Linked DNA regions of Mus musculus: regions 1 and 3 are each linked to region 2. The links are chromatin loops, found by intact Hi-C in ENCODE. Cell type or tissue: gastrocnemius. All regions are shown on one strand. Links, peaks and the distances in the headings refer to the core of each region. The heading gives the core; the rest is flanking DNA. Region 1 holds the start of Stk10 (serine/threonine kinase 10). Region 2 overlaps Fbxw11 (F-box and WD-40 domain protein 11). Region 3 overlaps Stk10 (serine/threonine kinase 10).

Region 1 (7,043 bases), core at 229-5,228, 180 kb before region 2:
ATCCTGGCCCACCTGGAACTCACTATGTAGACCAGGCTGGGCTTGAACTCACAGAGATTCGCTTGCCTCTGCCTCTCCAGTGCTGGGACTAAAGGCATATGCAACTATGCTCAGCTCGAGAAGGAATGTTATTTTTAAAAGATTTTATTTATTGTATTTATATGAGCACACTGCAGCTGTCTTCAGACACACCAGAAGAGGGCATGGGATCCCATTACAGATGGTTATGAACTACCATGTGGTTGCTGGAAATTAAACTCGGGACCTCTGGAAGAGCAGTCAGTGCTCTGAAGAACATTCAGTGCTCTTAACCATTGAGCCATTTCTCCAGCCCTCAAGAAAGAATTTTCAAAAGGCCAAAGTGTAGTGAGCCAGAAGTCAATGCAGAATGCCTGCGTAACGATATCAGCATTTCCCTCTGTTTTTTCACAGTGGATGGTTTCAGGCCTGTCCAGAGGCAAACTGGTTAGGAGCTCAAGCTTCTTGTACATCAGTCACTCAGGTCAACAGTGACCGGTTCAGAACAGTCCCTGCTCATGGACATTCATTCCACCCATCAGGGTTCCTGGGTCATTTGGAAGCAAGTTTCAAACAAAACAGCCTCTGGGCATATGTTTGAGTGCATATTCTAAAAAGCATGAGTCTTCACCGTTATCACCCCACACGGCAGGTAGTCATCTCTAACACCCTAAAAACCACATCAGCATTCAGTGTCCATAACTGTTTCTGAGAATTCTGAAGAGCACTGGCATGATAGAATATGCCTTTAATCCCAGCACTCAGGAAGCAGAGGCAGGAGGATCCTTGTGAGTTCAAGGCCAACCTACAAATTGATTTCCAGGGACAGCCAGGAATCCTGTTCTTGAATCCTACACAGAGAATCCTGTTCTTGAAAGCAACAACAACAAGCCAGGTGGTGGTGGCTCACGCCTTTAATCCCAGCACTCAGGAGGCAGAGGCAGGTGGATTTCTGAGTTCGAAGCCAGCCTGGTCTACAAAGTGAGTTCCAGGACAGCCAGGGCTATACAGAGAAACCCTGTCTCGAAAAAGCAAAAAAAAAAAAAAAAAAAAAAAAAAAAAAGAGAGAGAGAGAGAGAACAACAACAAAAATGGGGGGGGGGAGACCGACATCTAAAGAGCTGACTGACTATTTCAATCAGGACCCATTATGCTTCATAAGCCATTTCATCTCTCAAACTTGTAGGTTTCTTTTTCTTATACTTTGTGTTTTAAAACTTTATTGGTTATGGTGTGAAAGTGTATATACACAGGTGTGTGCACCATGGCTGTGGGCCTTCTCCAGCTCACAACACTCCTTTTGTATATGGTTATCTGTATGCATACATATGCACATAGATGTACACATAGATGTGTGCATACACACTGTTCTATCTAACCTTATAAATCATGGGGCCCTCTGATGTTATTACTGATTGGTTAAAACACCAGACAACACCCTGAACTTATGACTTGTGTGTGCCAAGAGTGAAGTAGTCTTGTGAGACAGATCCTTTGGCCTTAGGCTTGGTGAAGAATGGAAAGTCATCTGTAGGAAAGTGTGGCAGGAGGTCAGAAAGGATTTCAGTTGATTCTTAGCATCTCTGTGCCTTTGCTCAGATAGAGGAAGGAGATGGGGACCCATTGAATGAAGGGCAAGAAAGTGACGAATTTTGAGGTCAGATGTCCTCAACTCCATCATTTCCATATGTCAGCTTTATTCATAATAACCAAATGGATAAATCCCAAACCCAGCTGTCTGTCCCTCAATGGTTGATGGACAGTGTATTAATGTAGAATATGGGCGAGCCATGGATTCATTCAACATGATGAATATCAGAAATGTGTTGAGTTAAAAGAAGCTAAGCACAAGCCACTGTGTGGTTCGTGGCTGAGCACTTGCCTAGCATGAGCAAGGGTCTGGCATTAATCTCCAGCGCTGGAAAGATAAATTTGAAAGGAGAGGGTATGGGAGTTGCCTGGAGAGGCAATGGAGATGTTTCTCTATCCTGACTGTGGGACAACCCAGTCCTGGCAAAACTCCCTAACAGAGAATCTTAAGGGAGAACATTCCTGCTGATAGAAATGAAACCTCAAAGAACTTGATTCGTGTTCTTTTGAGACAGGCTTTCACTATGTAACTCTGGCTGGTCTGGAAGTTGATATATAGGGCAGGTTGGCCTTGAACTCAGAGAGTCACTTGCCTCTGGTTCCTGAATGCTGGGATCAAAGATATGTGCCACCATGCCTGCCCTAAATTGAATTTTCCCCCCTTAAGTGTTTTTGCTTGCATGTATTTCTGTGCACTACCCTCATGCAGTGCCTTGGAAGGTCAGAAGAGGGCTTCAGGTCACATGAAACTGGAGTGACAGATGACCTTGCACTGCCACCTGGGTACTGGGAATTGAATCTTCCTCTGGAAGAGCAACCATTGAGGAGACATCACTCCAGCACTTTAAGTTGATTTTTTTTTGGGGGGGGGGGGTGTTCGAGACAGGGTTTCTCTGTATAGCCCTGGTTGTCCTGGAATTCACTTTGTAGACCAGGCTGGCCTTGAACTCAGAAATCTGCCTGCCTCTGCCTCCCAAGTGCTGGGATCAAAGGCATACGCCACCATCGCCAGGCGAGGGGAAAAACTTTTTTAAGTTAAAAACTTTGGCTCACCTTGGGGGTGTAGTTCCATCACAGAGCATGTTTCCTCTGTACAAGAACCTGGGCTCAACCCTCAGTAGCAGGGAAACACCATACTCATATAAACATAAAAGCAGCCCAGATCACATCAATAGTACACAAAGATAACATGTTTAAAAAGTGAGGTGGCTCAGCAGAGCCTGGAGGTCTGAGTTAATAATTCTGAGTTAATCCTGAGGACCCACATGGTGGCAGGAATGAACCAATTTCTGTAAGTGGTCCTCAGACCTCAACATGTGAACCCATACACTGGAAAAAACACACACACTCACACAGAAATAAACAATAAAATTCCTAGATGCAAAAAGACAGGAAATTTATTGTTTTTTAATGGCCAAGGAAAGAACAGAATGGTAGGAAGATGCTGTAGGGCCCCAATTTGACCTTTAATTCCCAGCATTAGGGAGGCAGGGGCAGGAGGAGTTCTGTGAGGCCAGCCTCAAGTAACAGGACAGCCAGGACTACATAGAGTAACCCTGTCTCAAACAAAATATCGCTCCCCTTCCACTCCTGCCAAATCCAATAACACAAAAAAGTGGTCAGCATCTCAAAGACACTGAAAGGCTGTAATAAAACTGCAAACTTAGACTCTTTCATTGAGATAAACACATCAAAGGCACTATTTATCGATCTTACTCTTTTTTGGTGGTGGTGGTGTTTTTTTTTGTTGTTGTTGTTGTTGGTGGTGGTTTTTTGGTTTTTTGTTTTGTTTTGTTTTGTTTTGAGGCAGGGTTTCTCTGTGTAGTTCTGGCTGTCCTGGAACTCACTTTGTAGACCAGGCTGGCCTCAAACTCAGAAATCCGCCTGCCTCTGCCTCCCAAATGCTGGGATTAAAGGCATGCGCCACCATGCCCAGCTTGATCTTACTAATTTCTATTTTAAGTTGTTCCAGAAAGTAGGGTGGGGGGAAGGCACAGCCCTTCATTCACTAGATTAGTGTGAGGCTCTGTAGCCAGAGACAGTTGAGGAAAGAAACCCCGATTTAACAGAAGTTTCAAAGCAGCTTTGGTTCTGTTGAGCCTCCTTTTAACTCCAGCTACATAAGTTACACGCCCCCCACCCAAACACCTTACAAAACAAAAGTCACTCGTGATTTGGGGCAAGTTTCCGGAGTTGTGGAACTGTCCCTTTACGCCCCCACCCCCACCCCCTGCCACTGAGACCCAGCATTTTCACCACCAGAGTGAGATTCCTCATGGCTCTTTCCAGTCAGTCCCCGTGTCTGGGAGCAACTCCACAGCGTTGCCTTTTCTGGACCGGTCATAAAAATGCAGTCATACCTCGTGCGATCTTTGGGTCTGGCTTCTTTCATGTAGCAGGACATTTTTAACGGACCTTTCCATTTTTATCCTTACTTTGTTTTCTTTTGGAACTCCTGGAAATGGTTAGCGCATTCTGACCCTCTGTCCACCCGGTATAGCTGCACAGACTTCAGCAGGTCCCGCTCAACCGAGTGACAGATGTACACTTTGGCTGGTCCACAGGCTGACTCAACAAGAACAGTTTTGCATGACATTTTCTTCTTTTAATTATAAATTTTCCCCGCACTCATTTTGTGGTGGGAACAATTGGAACTGGAGCAACTTTTATTCCGGACGTCCTTAGCACACACAACCCTCTCCGCGCCTAGTATTCACTCTCCAGCCGGCTTTTCGAATGGGGGAACAGCATTTGGCGCGAGACTCTAGGGATATTTTCGAAGAGTCCGGACGAAGGGGACCAACAATTAAAACGCTTTCTCGAGTTAAGAGTGCCCGAGTGTGAGACACTCTTGTTCAGGATGGGAGGGTCTCCAGCATAGATTCTGCAGCTGCCCAGCCCCCAGCACAATCACTAGAACCCACGTTCTGATACCAAGCAAAGACGCTGTGCAAGATGCGGGACGCCCGCAGCCAAGGTAGAGAGGGATGAGGACCAGGATATAGGAGCACCATCCCAGAGATGACTCCGCTTTTATCTCTAATGGGGCTTTTTAATTCGCAAAATAACTAGAAAGTTTTACTTAATAAGGAATATATTTGCTAACCTACCATGAAGCCTAAAGGTCCTAAAGGGACTCTCGTTTCATGTCCAGCGTCCCGGCCGTTTGTGGCTGGCGGAGGCGGGGAAAGTCCGGATGGGCGTAAGCGCGGGGCTCTGCTTTCTGCGGGGCTCAGAGGCAGCACGAGACCTGCCTAGGAAGTGTGGCGAAAGCCACCTGGGACCGCGTGAACTTTGAGGCAAAGAGCACCGAGGACTGGGGTGAGTCCCGGGGCGAGGGGTGCGGGCATCTCGCGCGGGAAGCTGGCGAACCAAGCCTCAGCGGGAGAGTTCTGTGCGCTGATGCACCCACTCGGCACCGACGGCGGTTGAAAGACACCAGCTGAACCCCGGAGGTTTGGGGTTCCGGGAGGCGCAGCGGGCCCAGGGGCCGGCCACCCGGCGGACTACAGTCTCCAGAGTGCCCCGCGGCGCGGGCGGAGCCGCGAGCTCCCGCAGCCAATTGAGGGGTCTCGGGGCGCCGCAGAGCAGGTGGAGCCGGCGGGGACAGGCGCGCGCGCGGGTGCCGGGCGTCCTGCAGGCGGGTCTAGGAGGGGGCGGGGCGGGGCGGGCGGGCCGCGGTTCCTGCAGCTCCCTGTGGCCGCTGGCGCACTCGGCGGGTGCTGCGCTGCGAGGAGGGCGGCTCTCCGAAGCCGCGGGTCCTGTCGTCGCGCTCCTCATCCAGCATGGCTTTCGCCAATTTCCGCCGCATCTTGCGGTTATCCACCTTCGAGAAGAGAAAGTCCCGTGAATATGAGCACGTCCGCCGGGACCTGGACCCCAACGATGTATGGGAGATCGTGGGCGAGCTGGGAGACGGCGCCTTCGGCAAAGTCTACAAGGTGAGAGTTCCGATTGCTGAGCCTACCAGGTCCTGCGAGCCCCTGACCCCCACTCCCACCCCCCGCACAGCTGCTTCTGAGCACTTCCTGTGTGCCCTGTACAGGGCACAAAGGGACGTTTGTAGGATCGAGGCATCCCAGGGGGCTACCGGAGGCATCCCCAGGATCACGGTGATAGGGACACATCTTTTAAAGAGGGACTATACCGATGTTGTGGGAATATTCAGGCTCTGGGCTGTGCCTGCAAGGGTTGGGAGTTGAGGACACTTCTGAAGATGAGCCTACGATCGGTACTGGGGAGGTCAGAAGGGCCCTGGAGTAAGTGAGGACAGGCTTGGGATTAGAAGGCTCAACGGAAAGCGAGGACAGGGTCCTGTGAATGCAGCTGCAGGGCACAGATTTGGCTTCTAGTCGCCTGAGTCACCAGAGGCTCCCTGTCTGCAGTTACCTCTCCCCTGGAGGAAGACAGGCTGAGGAGGAGTGGGTGGGGCATAGATGATTCCATATAGACACGTGTGCAGACGGACAGCTCCTGGGGTTTGGTCCTCTGAGCCAATTCTGAGTGCCTGGGTTGTTGTTCAAAGTACCTAACTCATCTTGACTCCACCCTTTCTCATTTCCTCCTCCTCAACACCCTCCCCCTCCCCCGGCTTCCCCAACCAGGCTGCTCAGGCTGGTCTCCCAGATCTACTTGCCTCAGTCTCTGGAGTAGCTTGGACTGTAGGTTTGGCCACTACAGCATAGCATCCCCTACTTTTATTGGGAGACTCCCATAGTTCAGCTGTCTTAGCTGCCCTCCAAAGCCATATGTCATTGTCCTTGGGGCTTTGGTAGTTAGAGGCCTCACTGACCCTTTCAGGATGCTGGACCCCAGAAAGGGCTTTTCCAGTTCCCCAAGTCGGGCCATGCTCCCTTTGACTTGAAATTGATATGCTAGCGTTGGTCTGCTTCTCGCCCCAGAAGTGTGCTCCCTAGGAAAGATGCTATAGCATCCTTGGGAAGCTTGTAAGGAACTAAGACTCTCAGCTGGGCGTGGTGGTGCACACCTTCAATTCCTGCAGAGGCAGGCAGATCTGAGTCTGAGGCTAGCCTAATCTACAGAGTGAGTCCAGGACAGCCAGGGCCACACAGAAAAAAACCCTGACTCAGGGTGACACAAACAGAAAACCAAAGCAAACAGAAAGAAGCTTAAGACTCGGGCCCCACTCAGCACTCAGATTATAGTGCTCCAGCAGCTTGGAGCAGTAGCAGTTTGGAGGCCAGTCAGACCCTTGGAGACCTCCTCTCTGAGTTGTACTTCCTGTGGGAGGGCTGAGGAACCCCCACTAGGGCAAAGTTCCCCAGTGGGAGAGTCAAGCAGAGGTCACCTGGCCTTCCAACTGAATGGAACACTTTGGCTGAGGGGTTTCTCCATATTTGAGGGCTACCGGGCCAGTCTACCCTTTCATCGGTCCTCCAGGCCTTGCTCCTCTGCTGCATTCTAGTGATGTCAGG
Region 2 (7,043 bases), core at 687-5,686:
GGCCAGGCCTGCTTCTGTCTCCTTGCCATTCTTTTTATTTAACTTTTTTATTGATTCTTTATGCATGTCACATCATGTACCACCAATCCCATTTGTCGTCCTTCATATCTTCCCGTTGCCCTTGCAACCTCCACCCAAAAGACAATAAACAAAACTCAAACCCAAACAAACCAAACAAAAAACCCCATCTTGTCATGGAAGCTGTAGTGTGTCACAGTGTCGCACAGTGTAGCCTTTTATGCATACATCTTTGCTTGCAAATGTTCATTGCAGTGAGTCATTGGTCTGGTTTAAGGCCTCTGGCTTCTTCTACACCATCAATACTGGAACCTCACCAGGACTTCTCTCAGATGTCCTGTTGTTGCCCCGCGTCATGGAGATCCAACAGCTTTGGAGCTACAGTACTGGCCCTTTCATGTGCTCCAGCAGATCATAGATGCAGTAGATCTGTGTTCACTTCTCCTGTCTTCTGCTTCAGGACTGCCCACTGCTGCCCTTGGTTTTGAGCACTAGGACATAGTGCTTGTTCCCCACACCCCCTTTCTCCTGTCCTCTGTCACTGGCCTTGACATTCTGGGACTTTTAAGATTTTATTAAGGAAGAATTTCCCTCCACAGCCATTCTGCTCTGCCCAGGACAGTGACGTTGTAAACATGTGCAAAGGAAACCTTGGAAGTAGTGTCCTCAAAGTAGGGAAGAAGGGCTTCTTTGATCTCACCACACCCTGTGGCCCACCATTTGATGAGTGATTTCATTTGCCTAAGGTCCCACAATGAGTGACCAAGTTAAGATTCCAGTGTCTCGGTTTGGTTCGCCTATTGTGTGTCATTGACATAGACAGCAGTGACTCATATTCAGTGCTGACTCGTGTCAACTGTTGCAGATTGTCCATTGCTCTGTTGGGAAGTACTCTGGGTTGAGTCCAAACATTTTAGAACTTAAAGGATAAAGGAAAAGTGGGCAGTTTGAGAAAGGTTATTCCTGAAGATGTAAACAGAGATCCCCTTGGAAATTTTTTTTCCTTTAGTTTTTCGAGACAGGGTATCTCTGTGCAGCCCTGGCTGTCCTGGAACTCACTCTGTAGACCAGGCAGGCCTAGAACTCTGCCTGCCTCTGCCTCCTGAGTGCTGGGATTAAAGAAAGGTGTGCCATCACTGCCTGGCTCCCTTGGTAATTTTAATAGAGCCGTAATGGACCTTCCAAAAACACTGCAGAGCAGATGTTGGAGTTTAAGTTTTGTGTTCCATCTTAAGAGTTCTGGGGCTGGGTGGTGGTGGCGGACACCTTTGATCCCATCGGGAGGCAGGGGCAGGCGGATTTCTGAGTTTGAGACCAGCCTGGTCTACAAAGTGAGTTCCAGGACAGCCAGGGATACACAGAGAAACCCTCTCTCCCCTACCTTCCCCCAACCACCCCCCCCCCAAAAAAAAGAGTTCTAGGTTTGGGATGGAACCTTAGAGCAGCCTGGCTGCCAGTGAGGTGTCTGTCGCTCCTTTCCGAGCACTGCCCACCCACTTCCCCTTCTCATTAAGGCTCCATTTAGCTGTTAGGTAGCAGCTTCAAAAAGGGAAAACCCAGTCATGTATAATCTCCAGTTAATGGGCATCTGTTGAGCCTCTAGGTTACCAAAGGGATAATTACACAGTACTTCTTTGTGTAGTAAACACAAAAAAGAAAAGAAAATGTGTTCCAAAGGCAAGTCAGACTGTTAGTGACCAACAGCATCCTCTTCTTGAGGGAGAAAATTGGGGCAGTCATCTACTCTTGCTGGGGGAGATGGCAAGGCAAGGCCATTCCCCAGATCAGCTATGGAGCAAGTGGGAGGGAGGCCTTGTCTCTTTAATTGCTGGTGGGTGGGATGCATTACTGAACAGCAGACGTTCTAGGAGACATTGTGTGCAACTATTGGGAACTTGTGAGTCTCTGAGTTTCTGCCACAAGCCATAGAACAGCAGTGATGATGAAGGTTACCCCACAAGCTTCATGCCCAGGCTCTGTAAGTGAAGACTGTATGCTTACTATTGATTTAGGAGGATAGCTTCCTGACCCAGCATGGTGTGTGTGAGCAACAAGCCAGAGTTCTTGGGTTTGTATCCCTAAACTCTAGTTTGGGATCTCAAAGTTTATGTCTTGTAGTCATTTAGGTTTTGCAGAACTTGGCATAATTCAAATAACTTGTTTTTCCCCCTTTAGAACACTTCAGTTATGGAAGATCAAAATGAAGATGAGTCCCCAAAGAAAAGTGCTCTTTGGCAGGTAGGCATGATAAGCTAGCAGATGACTGTAGATAAAGCTCTGCCTTTCCTTATGTCCTCACCGAGAGCAGAACCCAGCCTCTGTTTTGTATAGGGTTGCCAGATTCAGAAGCCACCCTGCTTGTCCACCGTTCCCTCTGGGGAGTATCCTTACTGCTAGTAAAGCACTTTGGAGTTTTCTGGAAGATTCCAAAAAGGCAGTATCCTGAAATACCAACTTCGTGGCCTAAGATAGACTGTGTGGAAATCCTCCATCACGGGGATGGTGGAGGCTTAGAGCCAAGTGTAGACTGCTGTTTTTCTCTGTCTGCAGCCCACCCTCCTCCCTGCTCTCCCTATGAGGGTCTGTCTCCTTTCAGATCAGTCTCCTTTCCTGGCTCTCTCACTTTCCTGCCCAATCTCCCCAGCTTTGTGGTGGGTGTCTGGGGAGCACACAGACCTTCATGGTTTAGTGTTTTCACTAAGCATGCTGGTGAGCATTTTTTTCCTTTGTGAGGACATGAGTAAAGGCACAGTATATATAAAGGAAAAAAAAGTGACCTGGGCACATTTGAAAACTATAAAGTAGGTTAGTTAGCTAGAATAGTGCACGCCCAGCAAGTGTAAGATGACGTGGACCAAGGTGAAATAATGGCAGCAAGGCTGCAGGGTTTGTCTGGGCCACGGGGTCTGGGATAGTAGCTGGAAATGCACTCCTAAGCACACAAGTGCCTGTTTGTCTTTTTGAACATTATGTATGTGTAAGAGGAACATGCGCGACCTTCTGCACCGCTTTGCTGTACTGCTCTTCACTGTGACCTTTAGTTTACTGTGGCTCCCAGCGCCTTAGCACCCAGGTTCCTTCATCTGTTCATCTCCTCATTGGTTGGTTACTCAGTGGAAACTAGATGGTAAATGAGAAAGTGGATGTGGGAATACTGTGATCTAGAAAGCGGGGCACAGGTGTAGGCTGTCACCATCATTCTGTTTAACCTGTTGTGACCGCAGAGGTTCTGGGGAATTGTCAGTAGGGGTGGAGTAAGAGAGGCCGAGCACATGGGGTCTTTGAGACTCCACAGTTGGCGTTGCCGTGTGCAGCCTCATTCTGTCCTGGTTATTGTGCTCACACCACCATAAAACCCTGCATATCTCGCCTTTGCTCCTTCCCATTATTTTCAAAGCTGTCAGTGGTTAGTCCAGCCTCACTGTATTTAAAGCTGGACCGCAACAGCTACACTGCAGTGTTGCTGTGCAGAAAGATAAGTTGTGATTTGCATTACCAATGCTTGTAATTAGACACTTATATTTTCCTGTTACAATGTTGTGATACTGTTATGCTTAAAATAGCATTGAGATCTCCTTTTATGTTTATCCTTTTATACTTGATATCTTATGTAAGATCCCCTTATATATCTCCCTTTATATTTGCTGATATTTATCATAGCAATGAGTTTTTACTTTGTCTTAAGTTCTTCTATTGAGGCAAGTAGATGAGGAGTCTTCCAACAAACAGAACTTTTAGAATGCCTGTTCAATGCTGCCCTCTGGTGGTAACAGAGGCCAATTAAATTATCCCTCATTCCGGGAATTGGGGATGACATGGAGATGTGGAAATGGATGGTTAATATAAATTAAGTAGAAGATGAGTGCTTTCTGACCTTGCTGTAAATGTAGAAATAAAAGCATACTTGAGATGTGAAACTGAAATTATTTTTGTCAAGGAAGGTCAGAAGTTTCCTTTGAAGTTTACAGAGGTTCTCGTGTGTGTGTGTGTGTGTGTGTGTGGTCTAGTTTAATATGAGAGCATACTATTAACAAGAGCTCTTCATTCCTTGTAAGATGTTGGGAACAAGTTTCTAATGGAAGTAATGGACATTTGTAATTCACCTCTTCAGGTCTGAAAATCCTCTAGGGTCTTACTTTCTGTTAGTGTATGCACATAGGCTATCAGAGGACAGATGGCTTGGCAGTGGTATGACAAAACACTGATGTGGCTAGGTGATGGCACACACCTTTAATTCCAACACTCAGGAGGCAGAGGCAGGTGTATCTCTGACCAGCCTGGTCTACAGAGTGAGCTCCAGGACAGCCAGGGCCAGACACCTCGTCTCGAAAAACCAAACCAAACCAAAGACCTGATGTGGCTTTTAAATAGCATTATAGTGGTTGTGGCTTTGAATCTAGGGATGTAGACTGTTATTGTTATGGTGATGGGGGAGTATATGGGTACATGGTTGTGAGTATGCAGATATGTCTGGACATTGTCTTCTGTTGTTTGGCCAGCAGTTACTAACCATCTGAAGTAATATGGAAGGGTCAAAACTATTAGGAGAATAGCCGGGCGTGGTGGCACACGCCTTTAATCCCAGCACTTGGGAAGCAGAGGCAGGCAGATCTCTGAGTTCGAGGCCAGCCTGGTCTACAAAGTGAGTTCCAGGACAGCCAGGGCTACACAGAGAAACCCTGTCTCGAAAAACAAAACAAAACAAAACAAAAAACTATTAGGAGAAAATGAAGCTTTATAGATGGATTTACTTTTAGGCTTCTCCTCTATTTAGATGGGGGGGAGGGGGTGTCTCAGTATGATCCCTTAAAATGCAGTCTGGTCTAGCAGACTCAGCAGCACTTGGAAACTTAAAATACAGATTCTGAGGCTCTCATCCAGACAGATGGAGCTCGAATCTGTGTTACCAGGCACTCAGCTACTCCAGCGCTTGCTCAGGTGTGTGAACCAACCCTGCTCTGGTTTTGATTGCTCTTGGTGCCTATGGTCAGCTGCAGTCTAAACACACTAAATGAAAAATTTCACAAGTGTAGGTAGGGAGAACATATGTACATATTGTACTATATTGTTTTAAGTATTTTGTTATTGTCAATATTTTTGCTATGCATAATTTATAAGCCCTGCTTTATCATTGGTATGTATGTATGTATGTATGTATATATGTATGTAAAGGCAGAAATATGTATGTAGTGTTTGGGTCCATGGTTTCAGGCCTGATGTCTTGGAAATATCTTTTTTTTTTCCTCCTTTTTTCTTTTCTTTTTTTTTTTTTTATTAGATATTTTCTTTATTTACATTTCAAATGCTATCCCGAAAGTTCCCTATACCCTACCTCCGGAAATATCTTGAATATAAGAGAGACATTAACTTTTAATTTTGAGGACGTGGAGACAGATTACTACTAGCCAACTAGATGCTGGCTTATCAAATTGGGCATTTAGTGCCTCTAAGATGATCATCTCCAAATGAGTTTTCTAATGCTGGAGAGGTGGTATGGTACGCAATGGGGAATAGTGAGCTAAGGCACCGGTCATCTTTACAAACAGCTGCAACTTCAGTAATTACTATGGTTGTTAATTTGAGGCTATGGGCCCTCAATGCATTTTAATTGTGTGATAAATGGATGAACAAAAGAGCTTAATTTGACTTAGGTTCAAATTGGTATTTTGAGGCTAAATCCATAGGACAAAAGAAATTTCTAATGAAATTGATTACATGCCTTTCTAGCTAATTATTGTTTCTTTGTTTTTCCAAAACAGATCAGTAATGGAACGTCATCTGTGATTGTCTCCAGAAAGAGGCCGTCAGAGGGGAACTACCAGAAAGAAAAGGACTTGTGCATTAAGTACTTTGACCAGTGGTCTGAATCAGATCAGGTGGAATTTGTGGAGCATCTTATCTCACGGATGTGTCATTATCAGCATGGACATATTAACTCTTACCTGAAGCCCATGTTGCAGCGGGACTTTATCACTGCTTTACCAGGTAGGTAACTGCACTTCTCACGGTTGATGGGCAGTGTGTGGTGCCTAGCCCTCAGTGCTGGCAGTGCCAAGTGTGCTCTGTGAAGTGAATGGCAGAATGAGTGTGTACACTGTGAGTTGCCATTTCTGGACAGCCACTGTATTTGTAGTTAGATTTTAATCCTTCCTCAAGTGCCATGTAGTAAGATAGAGTAGATGAATTTTTAGGAAACAAAGGCCACTTTTGTGATTGATCTTGCTGCGTATTAGTCAATGCTGTTGCTTTATTTAGTTGCTTTTCTGTTTTTAAAGATACACTATTTAATTTTGGTATGTAGACAATCTGTATTTTACATGTAATTTTAAGAATGTATGGAGCGAGGCATGGCAACTCATGCCTGTTCTCCCAAAACTTGTTAGGTTAAAATGGGGGGATTATTTTGAGGCCAGCCAGAGGACATACAAAATACATGTGCACACATGTGCGCACGCGCGCACACACACACACGTCTACTTTTCCTTAAGTCTGAATCTTGGCAAGCCTCAAAGAGTTGAGATTGTCCCCTTGTCTGAAGTGATACTTAGGCAATGGCCAAGAAACCGAGGAAACTGGTAATGTGTCTTTGTTAATGTTTTTTTTTTTCCTTTCTTTTTTTGTTTCAATTTATTTATTTTACGTATGAGTGTCTGCATGTATATCTGTGTGCCCATGGAGGTCACAAGAGTGTTGGGTACTCTGGAACTGGAATTAGAGGTGGCTATGAGCCGCTGTGGCTGGGAATCAACCTGGGTCCTTTTCAAGAGCAGCAAGTGCTCTTAACCTCTAGGCCATCTCTCCAGCCTGTTAACGTTTGTTGACACTGCTTTGTCTACTCCTTAGTGAAGCCCCTCCATCCTCTCTCATGCATGTGCACTTATGGGTAGTTTTCTGATTAAGTGTTACTTGTATTTATGACAGTTTTAGTCCTGAGCAAAGTCTTTAAGAAAAAAAAAGTACAGAGAACTCTTATGCTCCTACCTGTGCCCATGCCTCCCACAGCACAGCATCTGTACTGTCATTGT
Region 3 (7,043 bases), core at 990-5,989, 83 kb before region 2:
CTGTTTGCCCAAACACCAGCTCTACTGTCTGTGGGCACAAGCGCTACTAATGACATCACCGCGAACGCATCCTTATTGTGATCCTTGTGGGTTTTTTGTTTGTTTGTCTGTTTGTTTGTTTGCCTTCAGTAATTCCTCACAGTGTCGGGAAACATCCCTAAGAGCCACTTGGGTTCTCAGCAGCCAGCTCCCGGGTGTCCCCATTCCCTTGTTTCACATAGCTGACTTTGCTTTGTGTATGTCGGGGTAGGGAGCGTGGAGAAGGATGCCAGAGATGCCTGTTCTGCTGATTCTGACATTGTATCCCATCTTATTTTCCTCTCCCTGTGAGACATGCAATACACACACACACACACACACACACACACACACACACACACACACACACACACACTGCAAATACATAACTTGGCCCCCCTGACACCACCCAGGCTGCCTCTGCTGTGACCTCCTAGGACCAATGCATTGGAACCTGCTTGCTTGCCTCCTGAGCCTGATCCAGGGCCACTGAGCATGTCAGGTGGAGCAGCTGGTGGGGCCATGCTGAGTGCTGGCGCCAGAACCCAGAGAAGGCACAGGCTGTACTGCCAGCCTGCAACTCATTTGGCTGCACACAGGATCCCGTGTTCAGGGGTACACCCCCCTCCACACTTGACTTCTGCTGCCTAGCACGTGCCAATCTCACCCTTGCCCGCTTGTCTGCAGGTACCCAGGAAGGCTTTTGACTTCTGCCCTAGTCCTGTACTGGAGTCCCACTGTACATTTCCACTAAGCTTTGGACTTCTCTGTTCAGGAAGAACTGTTCCCCACCCTCAGGAACATGCTGCGCTCAGGGAAATGTGGAGCCTCCATGACTGGGCCTTCGGGCTGCTCAGGTAGCCTCCCAAGAGGCTGAGCCCCATAGAAGAAAAGCAGCCTAAGTGCTCAGTTACAGTACAGGCAAATGGCTGGCTGCCTCAGACACCCTCTTTTTAAAAAGCCCCTTCCCAGGGACAATGGGGTGGGGTGGGGGAGGGGGGACCCAGGCGGTTGAGTCTGGCGAGTGGCTGAGACCTTAGCAGTATTTCTCTGTCACTGCCCGATGCTGAAGCAACTTTCTAAAAAGTTTCCTCAAATGAAAACTGGGTGCTTGGGAGGGAGTGGGCTAGAAAAAAAATAGGAAAACAGGTCTTGGGACTCCCAGATCTAGTGTGCAGTAAAGAAGCTCACAGAACCCCAGGAAGGCCATAGTTCTCAGGGGAGCGAGTGAGCCTTCGCTTGCTTTCAGGCCTCACATCAAGGAGTTGACTCAGAGGGCAGATGGGCCAGGCCACGCCACAGGAGGCCGGGCAGGGATACTTGCTTTCAGGGGACTTGACAGTGGCTATTAGGCAAAATGCTAGTTTTGTGGTTCATATAACAGTCTTTGACCGCTCCCTGACATCATTCGTAATGTTCCAGTCCTTTGTTGAATCTGCACTTAGTACCACCTGAGCCCTGGTAGCTCTGCTGTGCCTTTTGGAGTGGGGTCTAGCCTAGTCTTCCAGCCTCATAATTATAGCGTAAGTGCAATGCCTGCCACCACCAAGGGCCCACGCAGTATTCCTCATGCCCTGTGCTAATCTTTTCTGTATAGGAACAGGCAGAAGTGTTTTTAGCGCAGTAAATATAACTAACTTATATTTCCCTTCATGAAGGATGGAAATAACGTGTATGCATTTCCAAGCACCGTGGATATTTGTAAACTGTTCTCTGCAAACAAAAAAAGAATGTAAATATGCTTCTAATAAAGTAATAAGGTGATTTGCAAGCACTGTTGTTCTTTCTGGTTGGAAAGAGAAGATAGGTGGGCCTCCTGTGCTTGCTCAGCAAGGAAGGGCTTATCCTCTGAGTATGTGAGAGCCTCCTCCATCAGGCAGCAGGTCAGACTCTGGGGTTTCTGATGGAACCCCAAAGAGAGAGGAAAGAGACCATATTCTCTCTGGCCATTTAATATCATTCCGATTCAAAGACAAACATTGGTTAACAAACACCCCCAGATTTTGTATGTTAATGGACTGAATTTTTTCCATAACTCTGATAAGAAAGTAGATTTTGCGCAGAGCCCAAATCTCAGGACACGGCCGAGGGACACCCATGGAATTCAACCCTGGAGTTTGTCCCCCTGATGGTGCTACCACACCTCTCTCCAGCTGCCACTTCTTGCCATCAATGCTGTATCTTAAAAGAATTTTCCAGGACAGACTTAACATGGTGGTTGAATGCCCTAGCTTGTACATGGGTCTGGGCTCTGTCTCTGATTCTAGGGGGACAAATAGAAATATAGTTTACATTTGTCTGACTGTACCTCTCAAAACATTGCTTGTGTTCTTACCCTGGGGTCCACGGGTAGAATTGGGGGTATCTCTGCATTTGTTTGTCAAAAGATGTGGTCTTTAGTTTTCCTGCCTGAAATTGAGTGTTTTCCTTCTTAGTGGAGGTGGCAACAACCCCAGAGGTATCAGTGGGGCTTGTAACTGTCACCCAGGGAAACCAACGGCGTTCCACACTACACCATTTTTTCCTCATTTTTAAATCATAGTGACTCAACCTGCATTGTTAGGTCCAGTTGGTTGTGTCCATGCATATGTCTTATTAACTGTGTAGCTACAGTTTTCCGAAGTCATTGGTAGCCGGGCAGTGGTGGCACATGCCTTTAATCCCAGCACTTGGGAGGCAGAGGCAGGCAGATTTCTGAGTTCAAGGCCAGCCTGGTCTACAGAGTGAGTTCTAAGACAGCCAGGACTACACAAAGAGGCCCTGTCTCAGAAAAACAAAAAACAAAAACGAAAAAAAGAAAAAACCAAAAATAAAAAAACAATTAAAAAAAATTTTTTTTTAAAGATACCTATTTATCCTGATGGTCAGTTTCATTTGTAATCAACATAATAACCTCATTGTCACAGGTTTCAAAAATATTACTTTGAGAAGGACTTCATAGACATTGTGGAATACCAAAGGACTTCACAGAACAGAAAACAAAACCAGTCTGCTTTTGCTTAGCACCTTGCTGCTGTTGCCCTGGAAGTCTCGTGACCAGCAGAGGGCAGGCCATGGCCATGGTGCTGCACAGCCTCTGGACTCAGGCTGTTGGTGTGGCTGCAGCTTCCACTGATGAGTACTTACTGTCTGGGGGATGTAAATCAGCAGGCAGCCAGCATGATTGCCATTAAGAGCTAGAAAAGTGAGTTTCCAAGAATTCAGGAGACTGGCAGCCTCCCACCCCCAGGGCATTAGGAGATGAGGATGACTTGGGAAATGAAATCATCCTATGTTAATTGACTCCTCTCAAAGCAACCATCATTGGAATGAGTGATTCCTGGATGCTGTCTTCAGCATGCTCACCCTAATGGAGACAGAGACGTGGGAAAGCAGCACCTGTGCAGACTGACACCGCCTGGGGACTCAGAACACCCCCTAAGAGAGCCACCCTGTGTCGGAGGGCAAACAGGTCTATTCCAGAATGACATGCACTAAGGCTGGCCAGAGTAGATGGCTTATCAGCATAAGGCTAGAGAGAGGTTGGGCCGAACAAGGATGCCAGGCCAAAACAGCCGTTCCCTAAGAGCTGCAGAGTGGGAAAGAAAAGGCTGAAATGGACGGAGGAGTCATTGTACAGTCCATGCAGCACTGAGAGTTTAGAAGGAAAGGAAGGATTGCACGATTTTGAGGCAATTAGCAGAGCCTTAGATGCTGCACTCAGAGGCACCACATAGCTCTGTTGTACCCATGGTGTCTATTAGGTCTGGTTAACAAGGACATCTAGCAACCATCAAAACAGAGCTTCTATGCCCAATGGTGGCAGAAAAGGTCGTTCAAACCAATCCCAGCACTGAGGATAGCTTTAGAGTCTAGGCAAGGACCTCACAACTGCCTACTGTAGCTCCAGTGGATCCAAAGCCTTCTTCTGGCCCCTGTGGGTGCTCACACATATGTGTACATATCAACACACACACACAATAAAATTAACGTTGAAAAAGAGGAAGCAGGGTGATGGTGGCACACACCTTTAACCCCTACACTAGGCAGGCAGAGGCGGGGAGATCTCTGTGTTCTAGACCAGCCTGCTCTAGTGAGTTCTGGGACAGCCAGGGCTACACTGAGAAACCCTGTCTCACAAAAACAAAAAACAACAACAAGAAAGAGAGAGAGAGAGGAAGGAAGGGAAGGGAAGGGAAGGGAAGGGAAGGGAAGGGAAGGGAAGGGAAGGGAAGGGAAGGGAAGGGAAAAAGAAAGAAAGAAAGAAGGAAAGAAAGAAAGAGAGAGAGAGAGAGAGAGAAAGAAAGAAAGAAAGAAAGAAAGAAAGAAAGAAAGAAAGAAAGAAAGAAAGAGAGAAAGAAAAAGAAAACGAGAAGAAAATAGAACTGGTGACTGGAAGTTCTACTTGCTGGTATAAGCAGATCACACAATAGGGAAGGCCTGCCTGGCCAGGATTCAAGCTGGGATGGGGTCCCCATGAGGGGATTGGGTGGTTTGCCCTGCCTGGGTTCACAAGCCTAGAAAAAGCAACAGAGGTGAGCTTTTGCCAGGTCTTCAGGGCTAAAAGTGCAGAGAGAGGAGCCCAGACCCTGCCAAGTGCACAGTGGACAGGATCTCCATCCAGCCATTTCTTAACTCAGACTGCAGAGAGATCAGAAGTGGTTAGGGTTTGGGCTGGCGTTCTGTGGTGGAGTCCTGAAGTCCTTTGAAACGGAGGTGGGGTGGGGTGGTGGCGTGAGTTGGGGGGAGTTGGGGGAAGGTGGGAGGAGGAGATAGGGAGAAATAAGAGATGGGACCAGAAGGGAGAGGAGGGGAAAGAAGCCGACCAATAGGGGGTCTCGATAATGCAGGGGCCTGACTCCCACAAACTCAGTGTGTTTGAATGTTTGGGGCAACACATGGTGCCCTGAAATTTTCAGCAGATAGCTAAAACCCAACAATTTTAAAAGAACCAAGTGTCATAAACCATGAGAGCGATCTGGGTGCCAGATTTTACCTTCCATTTGGAAACTTCTTCTCATCCAGTTCAAGCTTGAATCATACTGAAAAGCTTGTAGTGGGGAAGGAAAACATAGGCTGGGGACGAGCTCAGCCATAGGTGGGCTGCTGTCCTGTTCTGTGCGAGGAAGCTGTGTGAGGTGGGACACTGTCCTGTTCTGTGTGAGGAAGCTGTGTGAGGTGGGACGCTGTCCAAGCATGTGGAAGGCCCAGAGTGCTGCCCACCTCTATCCCTTTCTTCTAGAAAAGTGTGGCTGGACAATGCTCAACTAAACCTATGGCTTGGATCCCGCTGTCACTGGGCAGAACAGGTGGTCAGTCTGCCCAATGGCATGTGACTGTCCCACCTGTGTGGAGACACGGTAGAGCAAACATATGGTTCTCCCTTTGTGGTAAGGAACCTCGGAGGAGACCACGTTTCAAGACAGTGAAGAACAAGACAGTGGCTCTTCCAACAGTTCCCCCTGAGACTTACACAGAACATTAGGCCCTGATCAAATGATCAAAGGACAGGCTTCAAGCTGTGGTGGTGTTGGGGCTACTGGTTACCACAGCGTACCTGCCCATCAGGATAACAGTCTCCCCACTCACTAGGGTGCATCTGACTCCCTCCTGGAGATGAGAGAGGCAGTTAAGGAGGGAACGGAAGAAAACATGTAGTGGCTGCTCCCCCAGGCTCCCCACTCATGGTACGGAGACAGAACCCAGAGCCTTGTGCAGAAATCGTATTACTGAGCCCCAACCACCTACCTACCTTCACTGCAGTCCAGATCCCCTTTTGTGGTCTGTCCTACCCATTTTTGTGGCTTTTGTCTTAGCAGTCCACACCAGACTCCCTTCAAAAGGCTGCTCTGGGGGTTACCAAGGTCTCTTTGCCCACAGGCACCAAAAGATAAAACTGCCTGGGAACTGACACCCACCCACCCTGACACCCACCCACACTGAAATGGGTCTTAGGCAGGGACCCAGTGGAGTGGGAGTATGAAGGACCTGTCCCCTTGCAACAAGTCAGAGCAAACCCCAAGGCATGGTTGATACTCTTAAGCTCCCTGGGGGGATCCCTGTAGTCCGCCCCCTCTCTTCCTTCCCCTCCCTCTCTGGCTTCTGCTCAGTTTCCAGACTCCCTTGGGAGGGTTCCCTTACTGCACCTAAGCTCTCCAAAGACTACTGAAGACACGTGGAGCTGGTATCTCTAAGAAATGGATTCTGGGTGGGTGAGGTTTTGGAATCAGAGCACACTGGCCAGGACTCTCAGTGATGGTAAGTGGGGTGTCATTATACCCAAATGCTGTGGCAGGAATATCATACAAATGCCTTCTGTTAAGTTAGAGTTGGCTGTGGCTGGAAAGAGTCACCCTGGCTCGTGCTCAGGACTACAGGTTAATTCATTGTTGCTGAGTAGTATTGGTTTTTGTTTTGTTTTGTTTTGTTTTGTTTTGTTTGGAAGAGAAAACACACACACACATACACACACATAGGCTCAGGTCAGACACTCACCAATGTAAGGCAAGATGTGGCCTCGAGAAAGGCTTCTTCTGCAGCTTTTTTTTTTTTTTTTTTTTTTAAAGATTTATTTATTTATTATATGTAAGTACACTGTAGCTGTCTTCAGACACTCCAGAAGAGGGCGCCAGATCTTGTTAGGGATGGTTGTGAGCCACCATGTGGTTGCTGGGAATTGAACTCAGGACCTTCAGAAGAACAGTCGGGTGCTCTTATCTGTTGAGCCATCTCACCAGCCCTTCTTCTGCAGCTTTAAGAAGACTATCTTCATCTAGTAATTCCATTTTGGTATTTACCCAAAAGAGTTGACAACAGTTCGTCAAAGATGTTCACACCCTTGCACTTATCACAACACCTTTTGGAATAGTGAAGAACTGGAGCCGACATAAATGCCCACTGACAGGTGGGTAGGGAAAGAAAGGGGGTCTAGATACACACTGGAATACTATTCAGCCCGGAAAGAGGAGGGATTCCCTCAACACAGATGGGAGTACTGAGACAGGTATCCAAAGGCTAATACTGCAATTCTCTTGTTGGTGGATCTA

What was found. Peaks named below come from ENCODE experiments on the same cell type or tissue, not always from the same donor. Only the 100,000 strongest peaks of a DNase experiment are listed, where the experiment ranks them.
Region 1: it touches region 2 in a loop (2.5-fold over the local background); 8 of 42 quality-filtered maps call a loop at or near these places.
Region 3: it touches region 2 in a loop (7-fold over the local background); 34 of 42 quality-filtered maps call a loop at or near these places.

The regions. Positions count from the first base shown.
Region 1 is chr11:32,528,011-32,535,053 of GRCm38, forward strand. It overlaps Stk10 (serine/threonine kinase 10), which reads left to right and starts at 5,256. Exons shown (of 19, transcript NM_009288.2): 1 at 5,256-5,549. The coding sequence starts at 5,394. It also overlaps a transcript of Efcab9 not described here. In gastrocnemius, for the core only: a CTCF peak has its summit at 2,334 (motif pointing right); a DNase peak (open chromatin) is centred at 5,189; H3K4me3 peaks cover 1,524 bases; H3K27ac peaks cover 1,239 bases.
Region 2 is chr11:32,705,995-32,713,037 of GRCm38, forward strand. It overlaps Fbxw11 (F-box and WD-40 domain protein 11), which reads left to right. Exons shown (of 13, transcript NM_001271347.1): 3 at 5,778-6,003. Among named protein-coding and RNA genes, the nearest start is that of Fbxw11, 67 kb to the left of the region's middle. In gastrocnemius, for the core only: a CTCF peak has its summit at 3,785 (motif pointing left); a DNase peak (open chromatin) is centred at 3,781; H3K27ac peaks cover 2,105 bases.
Region 3 is chr11:32,622,807-32,629,849 of GRCm38, forward strand. Stk10 (serine/threonine kinase 10) reads left to right here. Exons shown (of 19, transcript NM_009288.2): 19 at 1-1,789. Among named protein-coding and RNA genes, the nearest start is that of Fbxw11, 16 kb to the right of the region's middle. In gastrocnemius, for the core only: a CTCF peak has its summit at 3,051 (motif pointing right); DNase peaks (open chromatin) are centred at 1,314, 3,080 and 5,241; H3K27ac peaks cover 380 bases.